Linked DNA regions of Mus musculus: region 1 is linked to region 2. Evidence: chromatin contacts called from ENCODE Hi-C data. All regions are on one chromosome and are shown on one strand. The core of a region is the stretch at or near the end of the contact, and the rest is flanking DNA. Distances in the headings are between cores, read along the strand shown.

Region 1 (6,461 bases), core at 3,552-6,051, about 61 Mb before region 2:
CTTAGGCTATACAAGACCTTGTCTTCTCTTGAAAAAAGAAAAAAAACCCAACCCAACCCAAACAAACAAAACCAAAAAACAAAGCACCACTCCCAACACAAACAAACAAACAAACCCCAACCAAACAAAAACAACAAGCAGCAGTATTCCTATCACCATACCTTTGAAAGGATGCACCGGTCATTGTCTGGGTTTTCAGGGTCTTCTTGTTTATATCTCATTGTATAAAAGAACAGCACAGACATGATCTCAGCATTGCTGCATGGTATGAGATAGCTGAAAGGCAGATATGATGCATGTCATTTCTCACAGTCAAATGGTTACCAATGGGCACTGTGTACTTTTATACATATAGCAGCAGTGCACCGTTGTCTTTCAATTAGAAGCAATAGTCATTTCCCCTAGCGTGACTGAATTCAGCCAAGAATTGGGGATGTTGGGCCATGACCCCCCCCATGCTTGAGGCATTAAGGGCCATTTGAGAGGTTGACAATGTCTCAATCCCTCTTTCTCTCTGCACACAGTGACACACTCTCAACCTAGCACTCTTCTATCAGAGGAGCACCATGTACTTGAGCTTATGCTTGAACATTCTTTCACTCATATGTTACCATTTGTAGAACTTCCACATGCTTCATTCTATCAGAACCACCACATAGATTCCATTCTACTACTTCAAACGAATTTCTCATTTTAAAGGTTTCTATCATTTATGTATTTGGGTGTTTTGTCTAAAAATACATTTGTACACCAGAAGAGGGCATTGGATCCCATGGGACTACAGTTATAGATGGCTGTGAGCCAGCATGTGGGTGCTGGGAATTGAATTCAGGACCTCTGAAAAAGCAGGCACTGCTTTTAACTGCTGAGCCATTCCTCCAAGCCCTAAAATGAATTTCTTATAGGGGAGAGAAAACAGGACAGGAGATAAAACCTACTCCCTGAAAATATTTCCCCAGCTATTCATTTGACAGGGCATTAATATTCAAAAGATAAGGAACTCGAAAGAAGAAAAATGGCCAACAACTATATAAAAATATTTAGTATCATTAGTTATCAAAAATGTAAATCTAAACTACAATAAGACATGGTGGCCAATACCCATAATCCCAGGATTCAAGAGGCTAAAGCTGGAAGCTATCTTAGAAGTAACATGTGGATGCCTGGGCTGGAGAGATGGCTCAGTGGTTAAAAGCACCAACTGCTCTTCTGAAGGTCCTGAGTTCAAATTCCAGCAACCACATGGTGGCTTACAACCATCCGTAAGAGATCTGACGTCCTCTTCTGGTGCATCTGAAGACAGCTACAGTGATATAATAATAAATAAACCTTTTTTGCAAAACAAAACAAAACATGTGGGTGACCAAGTTTGATCCCCAGCATCGAAAAATCAAACAAACAACTATAATGAAATATCATCTCACCCTACCAAAAAAAAAAAACCAAAAAACTATTATAAAACACAAAGATGTGTTTGCCTTGTAAAACCAAGGACCCCAGTTCAGTCACCAGAACTCAAGTTTTACAAAACAAAACAAAACAAAAACAAAGGGGAGAAACTTCTATACTATTTAATCTATTTTAGGATAATGTAGGTTTGTAATAAGCATCTCTTTTTAAATGACTGCCCCAGAGCTAACTCTGTAGATCAGTAGCCTCCAATTCAAAGATTAAAGGCATATGCCACCGTGCCTGTCTAATATTTGCCTCCTTAAACCCATTTCTCTGTATTTGATAAAATTAAAAGACATAAAAAAATGTATTTGCTTCATTAAAAGAAAAAAGCTTGGCTGAACAGTTGGTGTACGCCTTTAATCCCAGCACTTAGGAGGCAGAGGCAGGCAGATTTCTGAGTTTGAGGACAGCCTGGTCTACAGAGTGAGTTTCAGGACAGCCAGAGCTACACAAAGAAATCCTGTCTCAAGAAAAAAAAAAAGCCTAGTGTGATGCCATGTAACTATAACCTCAGTAGCGGATGGTAGTCATGGTGGTAGGCCTGAGATAACATTAAGACCCATAAAACAAAAATGTAAAACAAAAAAATCTTGTGTCTTAACTATATTGTCCTCTTAATGTCATAGTCCAGGTTTCAGGACAAATTATTTTTGTAGTATTGGGGATGGAACTTATAGCTTTACACATGCTAGGCAAATAGTTTAATACTGAGATACATTCCCAACTCCAGGGCATGATGAAAAAAACATGCAAAGTACTTTGTGTGTCTACAAGGACATGAAATTAGACACTAACAGAAAAACAGAAAACATTCAACAGAGTTCTGGAAATTAAATAATGAACGAACCAAAGGAAAATATATTACAAAGAAAATTAGAAACAGATGCATGAAAATAAAAGCAAAACACAAATCTTATGCAGCAAAGCAGTGCAAAGAAAAATGTATAGCTAAAACTCATTTTAAATGATTTCCTTCTTCCCTTTGTTTATTTTTCTTTTTTTTTTTATTTTTTTTTATTTATTTATTATATGTAAGTACACTGTAGCTGTCTTCAGACACTCCAGAAGAGGGAGTCAGATCTTGTTAGGGATGGTTGTGAGCCACCATGTGGTTGCTGGGATTTGAACTCCGGACCTTCGGAAGAGCAGTCGGGTGCTCTTACCCACTGAGCCATCTCACCAGCCCTGTTTATTTTTCAAGACAGAGTTTCTCTGTGTAGTCTTGGCTGTCCTAGAACTTACTCTGTAGACAAGTCTGGTTTCAAACTCACAGAGATATGCCTGCCTATGTCTACCAAGTGCTGGGAGTAAAGGCATACACCACCACTGTCTGGTTTTTTTTTTTTTTTTTTGGTAACAATTTCTAATTAACAACCTAATTTTACTACTTAAGGAACTACAAAAGAACTTAACCAAAAGTCTTTAAGAAAAGGAAAGAATAGTAAAGATCACAGCAGAAATAAAAAATGGTGTGGCAAATGGGGGAGAAAATCTACAAAACTAAACTTATTTTTTGTGCAATGCTGGTGATTAAGACCAGGCAGGGCATTGTAAGACCCCTGAAGCTGGGCCTCCGCTCGGGATGAGCTGGCCAGCACCCCAATGACTCGGGAGAAAACCACACCTGATGCAAACTGCAAGAGGTTTTATTATCAGTGCCGTGCAGGGCAGGGGAGTCCGACCCCCAGCGGTAACTGTAGGGGGCTTTTAAAGGAAAAGTAAGGAATTGGGAGAAGAGTTGGGAGGATTTGGGAGGAGAGTTGGCTACAGCTCCTTTCTGGCAAGGGGGGGGGGGAATGAGCTGTAGCTCCTCTCCAGTGTCTATCTCTGTGTCTTTGTAGGTCTTCCTACAATTATCGCATCTCTGGCTGTAAGGCACAGAAACAAAAAGGCTTTTTGCTGGCTATAGAGAACAAAGAGCTTCTTTCTGGCTGTATTTTTAGAGATCAGGAAAAACACGCTTGGGGAACGTCCAGGGGCTTTACCTTCCAGGGAGAAACGCTCTAAGTTGGGGGTCTCACAGCATGTTAGGCAAGTGGTTTGCTCTGAACTACAATCCACAGGATACTAAGTTGGTTCTTGTGAAAGATTAGCAAAGCTTTAGCTAGAACCAAAAAAAAAAAGCAAATCTATGAAAAGTCTGAAATAACTCAGAAAATGAAAATGGGGCTATTCTGTCATTCCTACAGAAATGAACAAGAATTTTTACAATAACATGAACAACTGTATCCTGAAAAAAAAAACTTTGTTAATCAAAGTAACTGAAAAAATTCCTAGAAAGAGAAAACTTAACAAGACCTGTTCCATATTAGTAAGCCTGAATAGACATACAAGTACTAGTTTATTGAAAAACTGTGAAGACGGGTGTAGTGGGGTGTGCCTTTAATACCAGCACTCAGAAGACAGAGGCAGAAGAATCTTTGTGAGTTACAGGTCAGCTTGGTCTACACTTTGAATTCCAAGATATATATATCCCAAAAGAAAAAGAAAAGAAAAACTGTGGGGGAAAAAAAACTGTGGACAAGCAGTGTTATAGGCCTTAATCCCAAATATTGTGGAGGCAGGATAATTCCAGGGCTGGCTTGGACCACATAGACAAAACAACCTGTTCTTTATCAATATCAGTACAAAATTACCTTTAACAAATATCAGCAAACCCACTAGCCAATATTTTTTACGAGCCATCCACTATTTTTTGAAAGTACATCTCTTGTGTGCTGCTGCCTCTCACATTTTCTCTTTCCTGCCCTACCTCTTGGAGCACTGCCCCTCTGGTGTGCTCTTGACAGAGCTGAATTTATTTTCCTGAGTAATGGCCACACAGTCATGACCAACCCCAATTCCAATGCAATTGCTTATACACAAAACACCATTTCTAGGTAAAATGCCAAACTAGAGCTAGCTTGATAAATACCAGGGAACACTGCTCATTCACCCGACTGGGTTCTAGATTTTTTCCTTACTAAGGAGGTCTTATAGGCTTCCAGAACTTTGGTCACAATTAGTCAGGGGTGTACCCCTGCCACCAGGGCTGAAGAGGAATGAAACTCATGGGCATCTAGAAGCAGTAGGTGGCACCCAGAAGGCAGAAAATGGAGGATAACAGCAGGTTCCCTTCACCTCACAGCTTCAGAAAGAACAACCAAAGAACCCCATGGTAAGGCCTTCCCAGGCCTTTTACCTAGTGGTCGAGGAATTTGTGGCCTTGATGGAACGGATTCGCAGGCGGTTGGCCATGTCCCGCAACACCTGCAATGTCTTCTCATCAGGTCCAGCGTTGTGGGCCATCCCACTGCTTGCCTCAGCTTCCGACATCCTTCCTCTACGTTGTGCCGCAGAACTAAACGGCTGCCTCAGCTGTGCCGCTCAGTTAAAAGGCCCTGGCATGCCCCGCCCAGTCATGCCCGCCCTGTCACCGACTGATCCCTCCGCGCTTGCACATGCGCACACGCTTGCTTATGGAGGCTTATGCCTCAACTCTGCCTGTCCATGCCTCCACCACAAGTCTGTGACCCAGTCACAAGTTTATCTCGGTTATATGTGTGTCCCATCAAACATCCCTCCACCATGAATTTATTCCTTTGTTGTTGTGCATGTAGTCTTCGACTGCACTCTGCACATGTAGTCTTCCGTTGTTGCACGTGTATCTCTCCTCCGCATGTATCCTTCCGCTTTTTACAGTTGAGTATGCTTTTCGTTACAAGTTTACACCTCCGCCAGACGACTATATGCGGCTTCTGTATGGCCATTTCAAGAGAATTTTGAACGTTTGTCACTTGCATTTTCAGCACTATACAGACTAATTTTATTTCTTTATATTTTTCTTTGTGTTATCAGTTCCTCAAAGGGACTACCTCCATGTTCAGGTACAGTTTTCCTTGGGGGCGAAAAAAAGTTCTGTAATTAGAGTGTAGTCATGACTGAAGATGTAGAGAATGTAGTGAGCATTGTGAAACTTAAAATAGTTGTAATAGTCACATTGATATACACATTTATCACCATATTAAAAAGTACATCCTCACATAAGGCAGTCCAGTCTCTAGTCAGATTTCTCAGCTGGTGAGGTGAGCTGGCCATCTTGAGACTTTAAGATGTTTCTGAGCTATTTTCCTTTCTAGAACATTTTGTCCAACAAACCCAGAGTGACTGTTTAGTCCAAAGCCGACCTGTAAGTTGACTGTGGAGCCTGACTTGGGTGAGTTTTCATTATGGTAGAATTTTTTAAAAAAACTCTTGGGCTATGTCTCTCCATAAACATGACCTGGTTCATCTCAAAGACTTGGTATATAACCTTTCACACTGGCATGGCACCCAGTGGTGTGCCAGGTTCAGTAATTGGTAGTTCAAGTGAAGTATCCTGACTCAAAAGTTATAAGTTCCAGTGTAAGACCTCCAAAATTGTCACCTGAGTGCCACTGGACTTTGCTGTTCTTGCTAGGTTAAAAGTTTCCTGCATTTAAAATTTCAGTATGCCAAAAAATCAGCTGCCTGATTTAGCATGATAAAGAATCTGAATTGATTTTACTTACAGAGTATGTGAGTATTCCTTTCCTTCCATTCTTATAACTACTGGATATTATTAACACTTTTAAATTTAATTTAATTTTAATTTAGCAATCTGATGGATAAGTATTTAATTAATGCTTTGATTTACAAATTGCTGATCACTTTATTTTTTAGTTTTAAAAAAATTATTTATTTTTATGTGTATGAATGTTTTGCCTGCACGTATGTTTGTGTACCATGTACATGCCTAGTGCCAGAAGATGTCAGAAGAGGGCTTTGGATCCCTTGGAACAAGAATTATACATGACTATGAACACCATCTGGGTGCTGGGAATATAACCAAGGTCCTCTGTAAAAGCAACAAGTACTCTTTTTTTATTTTTTGTTTTTTTGTTTTTTGTTTTTTGTTTGTTTGTTTCTTTGTTTGTTTTATTTTTTTGAGACAGGGTTTCTCTGTATAGCCCTGGCTGTCCTGGAACTCACTCTGTAGACCATGGCTG
Region 2 (6,535 bases), core at 122-2,621:
CCTTTAATACTAGCACCCCGGTGGCAGAGACAGACAGCTCTCTGAGTTCGAGGCCAGCCTGGTCTACAGAGTGAGTTCAAAGACAGTCAGGACTGTTACAGAGAAAAACTCTTGTGTGAGTGGAGGCGGGGGTAGGGCAGGGGGTAAGCTTGCTTTAATTAATTTGACCATGATGATTTGGGCTGGTGCTCTCTATTCAAATCCTTGATGTCAACACCATTCCCACAGCCCTCTTTTCTTTGAATCTTTTGAGATGAGGTCTCACTGTGGCTGGGTGATTTGCCTCCATGTCTGTGTGCCACCTGCATGCAGATCTTGAGGAGGTCAGAAGAGGGCAGTGGATCCCCTGGAACTGGAGTTACAGATAATTGGGAGCCCACCATATGGGGACCAGGAATTGAACCCATGTCCTTTGGAGGAGCCATTAGTACTGTAAAGCACTGAGGCATCTCTCTCAGTCTCATAACTAATAGCTGGGATAACTTTTCACAGACCCTCTTTTGGCTCTGAATACTTGAAACACTGTTTCTCTTCCACCACCTACTTTCCAACTGCTGTGGCTCAGGGTGGCGTTACCAGGTGGGCAGGCAGATTATTCCTGGAAAGCATTCCTGTCCTAAGATGGCCAGTAATTCCTATATATGGAAATATAATGGTCCATTAAAGTCATTCCAACTGTATCGCCAACTCGAGTTCTCAGGATCCAGAAGTCCCTTAGCCTGTGGGAATGGGACAAAGGGAGAGTCATAGTGGGGGAGATAGCAGAGTTCTGTTTTTAAACTGGGATAGTTCAGGCTGGCATAGAACTCACAGGGAATCCCCTGTCTGTGCCCCTGTAGTGGCAGGATTACAGATATACACCAGCCACCACTTAACCAATTAAGCTCATATCATCCCCTTTCTCCAATTTTACACACATGTATGGTATGACAGTTACGTTCATTTTGGGGGATTCCAGCAAACAAGGAGCCCGATGCTTGAGCCTTAGTTCCGGCTTCGTGCTCTGGATATGTAAAAGGGTTAGGTGCTTTTTGAGTTCTGATTAACAAAGGGCAAAAAAATCGGGGGTTGGGGGACGCAGCAGAATCTAAGATGTCGTGGGTACAAAGCACTTGGATCTGCGCAACCGCCACAGTTCCCTTCCCCCACTTCCCAAGCCATTGAGCAGACGTCTCCAACCCCTCGTGGTTCATGCCACCCTGCGGCCACTAGAGGGCAGCAGAGCCTAACGTCAAGCGAGGTCTGGCACAAGAGCTGGTTTTCCAAGGGGATTTCCGAACCACACTCCCTTAGACTTCCGGTGACACCACCCATCTTTGGCAACAAAAAGTGTGCCGGCTTGGCCAGGCAGAGAGCCGCGGAGTCCTGACAGATGCTGTTCTGTTAAAGATCAGGTTGCTGGAACAGTGTGGCTTCCTCGCCACCCCTATGGACAAAGGTCCACGTGGCTGTGGGGCCAGGCCCTTAAAGGAAGTAGCACAGAGCTGGCAGGTGTCACAGCCTCTGTGTATCCATAACTAATCCTCGTCACCACTGAACCCACACAGAAACATTGTGAGACCAGAGACTCCTATGGAGATCAGGAAGAGACCCTTGCCCCAGGCCTTTGGTAGGGACTCTTAACAGAAGTAAGACCCCAGGGCGAACAAGTTGCTGTTGGCTGGGACAGGGGAGCTGCGTGAGTAGATGATGTGGGGTCAGGGCTGGAGGCATCTTACTTGTGACCAGGTGGGACCACGCCCCAGGGTGGGCACACCATCCCAGACTGCAGGTCCGATACTTCTGCCAACAGCTGGTTTCTGTGGCCGGTACTGGTTGTGGCCCAGCCTGCCTTCAGCGCCTCAGGGCCAGCAGCTTTATGATCACCAGCTGCCAAATGCCACGGGCATACCATTTAAAAGCCAGCCCCCCCCCCCCATCGCGGCCTACTCTTTCACCCTGTCTCTCTGTCTCTTGTTGTCTGGGCTAGCCCATCTCTTCCCACCCAAATAAATTCCTTTCGGGAGATCTATTGTATGATGGTATGATGGTGTAATCTTTGGGACACACTTTAGTAACCCCAACCCGCCAAGGGATTCTGCTGGTTAACCCTTACTCTGGTGATACGGGATCTAATGGGGACTCTTCGGCCATGCACTCTGCAACTGAGACACAGCCCCAGCTCTCTGAGCTGGATTATTTTGTTGTTGTTGTTGTTACTGTTTTTATTTTTATTTGTGTATGTGGGCACATAAGTACTATGTCCTAAGAGGCCACAGTCATTGTTACCCCTAGATCTAGAGTTATGCTAGTCTCCCCTCACCAAAATGTGCATTTTAAAGGTGGTTACAGGACAGTTCCAGAGATGGCTTGGTGACCTGTTAAGAGCACTGGCTGCTCTTCCAGAGAACCCGGGTTCCATTCCCAGCCCCCACATAACTACTCAAAACCGGCTGTAACTCTAGTCTTAGGGGATCCCATGTCCTCTTCTAACTCCAAGGCCATAGACACAAATGAAACATTCTTACCAAAGAAAAAAGTCATCTAAAAACAAACAAACAAACCCAAAGACTCCTGGGGTGGCAATCCTGTAATCTGTTGTTTGTGGTGCTGTTTGGTTGTGTTTTTCTCTTTTACAGGGTAGGAATGTGGGCCCTTCCCCCAGCCTTGAGTTGGCTAAACAAGTCGCCACCGCTGGAGCCAGGCGTCCTGCCCAAGCGGAAAGAGACTGCCCGCCCGCTGAGCTGCTGAGAGCTTCCTTTGCAACTCAAACCCAGCTGAAACAAAGGGGCTCCGTTTTGTGGTTTTGCCTATAGAAATGCAGAGCTGAAAAATTACAATTTGAGCCATGGTCAGAGAAACTTTGTCTTGGTTTGTTATTTCTCTCCTCCCACTTCTCTCCCATCCTAATTCCATTCCCAGCCCTCCTTCCAGGAATGCCTGGTTCTCCAAGGCCACTGGACGTGTAATCCAGACCTTTCAGGAGCAAACAGTCTCCCACAGCCCAGCTAGAGTCATTTCTTTCTTTCTTTCTTTCTTTCTTTCTTTCTTTCTTTCTTTCTTTAATTTATTTATTTATTTATTTATTTATTTATTTATTTATTTATTTATTAGGTTTTGAGTTTTGTTCTTTGTTCTGTATTGTTGTTGTCTGGTTTTGTTTTGGAGACAGGGAATCAAGTAGCCCAAGATGGCCTTGAACTCATTCCAGTCCTCTTCCCTCCACATCTCAAATTCTGAAATTACACACGTATCACACCACTCTCTCTTTCTCTTTCATCTCTCCTTCTCTCTGTGTCTCTCTGTCTGTGTGTGTCTCTCTCTCCGTGTGTGTGTGTGTGTGTGTGTGTGTGTGTCTGTGCCACAACAATCAATAAAGTTGGTCTGTTTTCTTGTAGGAGCATACATAAACTAATCCACCCCCAGGTATGTTTGTTACCGAATTTCCAGTTGCTTACCCAGAGACACTGCAGGCCTGGTGGCAGGGGGCAGGTCTGAAAGGCTGCCCTTTTGTAAAAGAAATCTTCAAGTATCTGAATCCATAATGAAAATAGCAAAGGGAGAGGGGGTCTGACCTCTGGTACTGACACAAAGGAGCACAGGTGGTACTTTTCTGAAGACCCCATGGGCATCCCAAGGCAACCCTGGCCTTCACTTGCCCTGGAAACCAAACCCCTAGCCCTGCCTGCCAGGCCTTCACTTTCTCTCTCTAACTCTGGATAGTAGTCCAAGAAGAAATACAGCTGCTTTTATTCCTTTTTATTGTTATTTATCTATTTTGTTTTGTTTGAAACAGAATCTCATTTGCCCAAGCCAGCTTGGAAGTATGGAGCCCAGACTGGCCATGGCCTAATTCTTCATGGGTCGGACTACAGGCCTGTGCTACCCAGTCGGTTTTCTCACTCTAGCTCCCCCTCCCTCCTTCTGTCCCCTGCATCTCTTGAGACACCCCCCTCCCTTCTCTCTTTCCACTGCTTAGGGTGGAACTCAGGCTCTTGAACCCCCTACGAAAGCCCCCTACCACTGAGCTGTATAGTCTTCAGCCCTGGGAAGATATCAATTTTAGTGATCAGTTATCTCTTTGAGATTTCATTGATTGAATTTTTTAAAAAAGATTTATTTATTTATTATATGTAAGTACACTGTAGCTGTCTTCAGACACTCCAGAAGAGGGCGTCAGATCTTGATTGAATTTTTTTAAAAAAAATAGTTTACTTATTTTTATTTTATATGCATTGGTATTTTACCTGCATGCACGTCTGTGTGAGTGTCAGATCTCGGAGTTATAGTCGTGAGCTGTCATGTACGGACTGGGAATTGAACCAGGGACCTCTGGAACAGCATTCAGTGCTCTTAATCACTGAGCCATCTTTCCAGCCTGGTTGATTGTTGTTGTTGTTGGTTTTTTTAATTTAATTTTTTTGTGACAAGAGCTCACTTGGTAAGTGCCAGCACATTTCCATGGGAGAGGTTTATTGGGGGTGGGAGAACAAAGGGGGATGACAAAAAAGAAATTTTTTTCTTTTTCACAAAAAGAAAGAAAGAAAGAAAGAAAGAAAGAAAGAAAGAAAGAAAGAAGAAAAGCGAAAGAGAGTGACAGTCAGGGGGCTCTCTGTCTTTTCTTTGGACCTTGATGTAATTACAGGCACCACTGTGCACAGGTAAGGGCAGGCAAGTGGACTCTGGGAATATATGATGAGTGCCATGGCAACAGACATGCAGGTCCTTACCTGGTCACCTAGGAGTGACGTCATTGTCATTGTTGGATGATACCAGCTACTGTAAAGCCAGTTCCTGATGCCAACACCAGGTGATCCCCTGACTTGACCTAAAAGAGAACATTTCAAATTTACCACCTTTTCTGTCTTTTTGTTTTGTTTTGTTTTTTGTTTGTTTGTTTGTTTGTTGTTGTTGTTTTTTGGAGACAGGGTTTCTCTGTGTAGCCTTGGCTGTCCTGGAACTCACTCTGTAGACGAGGCTGGCCTCGAACTCAGAAATCCACCTGCCTCTGCCTCCCAAGTGCTGGGATTAAAGGCGTGTGCTACCACGCCCAGCTTTTTTTTTTTTTTTAATCATTTTGACCAGATAAAATCCTCAAGGATTGTGATAAGGTGTGGGAAATGGAGCAGCCTACACCTGGCCCTGGCTACAGGCCTGGTCCTACCTTGAGTTCAGATACCCACTGTGCTCTCACCCCAAGCCAACCGGGTAGGGACTGCCCGTCTGCTTACCAAGTTTCCTTTGTGACTACCTTTGACTAGGGGAGGGGGCAGGTGACTCTCCCCACATCACAGGTGCTCACAGGACTTTGTCTGATTAGAAATCAATCACGCTGCTTTGTCAACAACTGCAGCCTGGCTACCATCAGTCGCCCTAGAAGTTGATTGGATTGCCATCCCCCAACCTCAAGCCAGATCATTGATGTCACAAGAACAACTTTCAGGATGAGCCACAGACTAGAGCTAGTGACTTTGTTAGTTATTTGGAAGAAGACATATGGGAAAAGGACAACAGAACACCGCTGACTGTCCCCACCCCGCGGGTAGATGTGGGTGTCTCAAGAGTTGTGTTCAAGTGTCTTTTTTTTTTTTTTTTTTTTTTTTTTTTTTTAGTAGAAATATTTTATTGGTGAGACCCCACCATCTGCACAAAGTGGTCCTGGAATCAAGCTCCTTCCTCCTTGGCAATGCGATCTTTCTTGAGTGGTCCCATAAATGCTTTCTTCTCCTCCATGGTCTGGAAGCGACCATGGCCAAATTTGGAGGTGGTGTCAATGAACTTCAGGTCAATCTTCTCCAGGGCCCGACGTTTGGTCTGAACCAGCAAGGACTTACGAAGAGTAAGTACTCGCTTCTTGGTCCCCACCACACAGCCTTTGAGCATGATGAAGTCATTGGTCACCTCACCATAATGCACAAAGCCACCCAGTGGGTTGATGCTCTTGTCAGACAAGTCATAGTCAGTAGATGCATTGTTCTTGATCAGTTTGCCATCCTTGATGAGGTAGCCTTGACCAATCTTGTAAATCTTCTTGTTAATCTCTGTTCGGTGATGGTAGCCTTTCTGCCCAGCTCGAGCCACAGAGAAGGCGACACGGGCAGGGTGCCAGGCTCCAATACAGGCAACTTTGCGCAAACCTCGATGGGTCTTTCGGGGCAGTTTCTTTGTATGCCAACGACTGGTTACCCCTTTGTACCCTTTGCCTTTTGTCACGCCAATGACATCAATCATCTCATCCTGCCCAAACACCTGGTTCACAGGAACCTGCTGCTCCAGCCGCTCTCGGGCCCAGTCGAGCTTCTCAGCCACAGTGCCTCCATTCACCTGGATCTCCATCAAGTGTGCCTTCTTCTGGCGTAGAGGAAGCAGACGCATCTGAGTGTGGGCAATGATGCGGATGACCTGGCAGTACTTCTTCATGCTGTTGAAGTCCTTCTCCAGCTGCTTCTTGCCTGTGTCATCCTGCCATTTCTTACAGTACTTGGTGAAAGCCTTCTTCTTAGACTTGTGCCAGTTCTTATAGAAGCGCCTTTTACACTCATCGCTGATGTGCTCA

The links. A loop is a pair of places that touch in the nucleus more often than their neighbours do.
Region 1: a loop to region 2 is called in a map of T-helper 17 cell, with 36 times the contacts of the local background. The contact joins the promoter of Tktl1 here to the enhancer-like site in region 2. A Hi-C loop is called at or near these places in 3 of 37 maps with a recorded cell type or tissue (T-helper 1 cell and T-helper 17 cell).

The regions. Positions count from the first base shown.
Region 1 is chrX:74,175,599-74,182,059 of GRCm38, reverse strand. It overlaps Tktl1 (transketolase-like 1), which reads right to left and starts at 4,801. Exons shown (of 13, transcript NM_031379.2): 1 at 4,637-4,801; 2 at 162-276. The coding sequence starts at 4,770.
Region 2 is chrX:13,202,892-13,209,426 of GRCm38, reverse strand. It overlaps the pseudogene Rpl3-ps1. Among named protein-coding and RNA genes, the nearest start is that of 2010308F09Rik, 42 kb to the left of the region's middle. Within about 2 kb of position 1,371, at least 1 of the 3 ENCODE cell types and tissues checked has a DNase peak (open chromatin) inside an H3K27ac peak, as active enhancers do.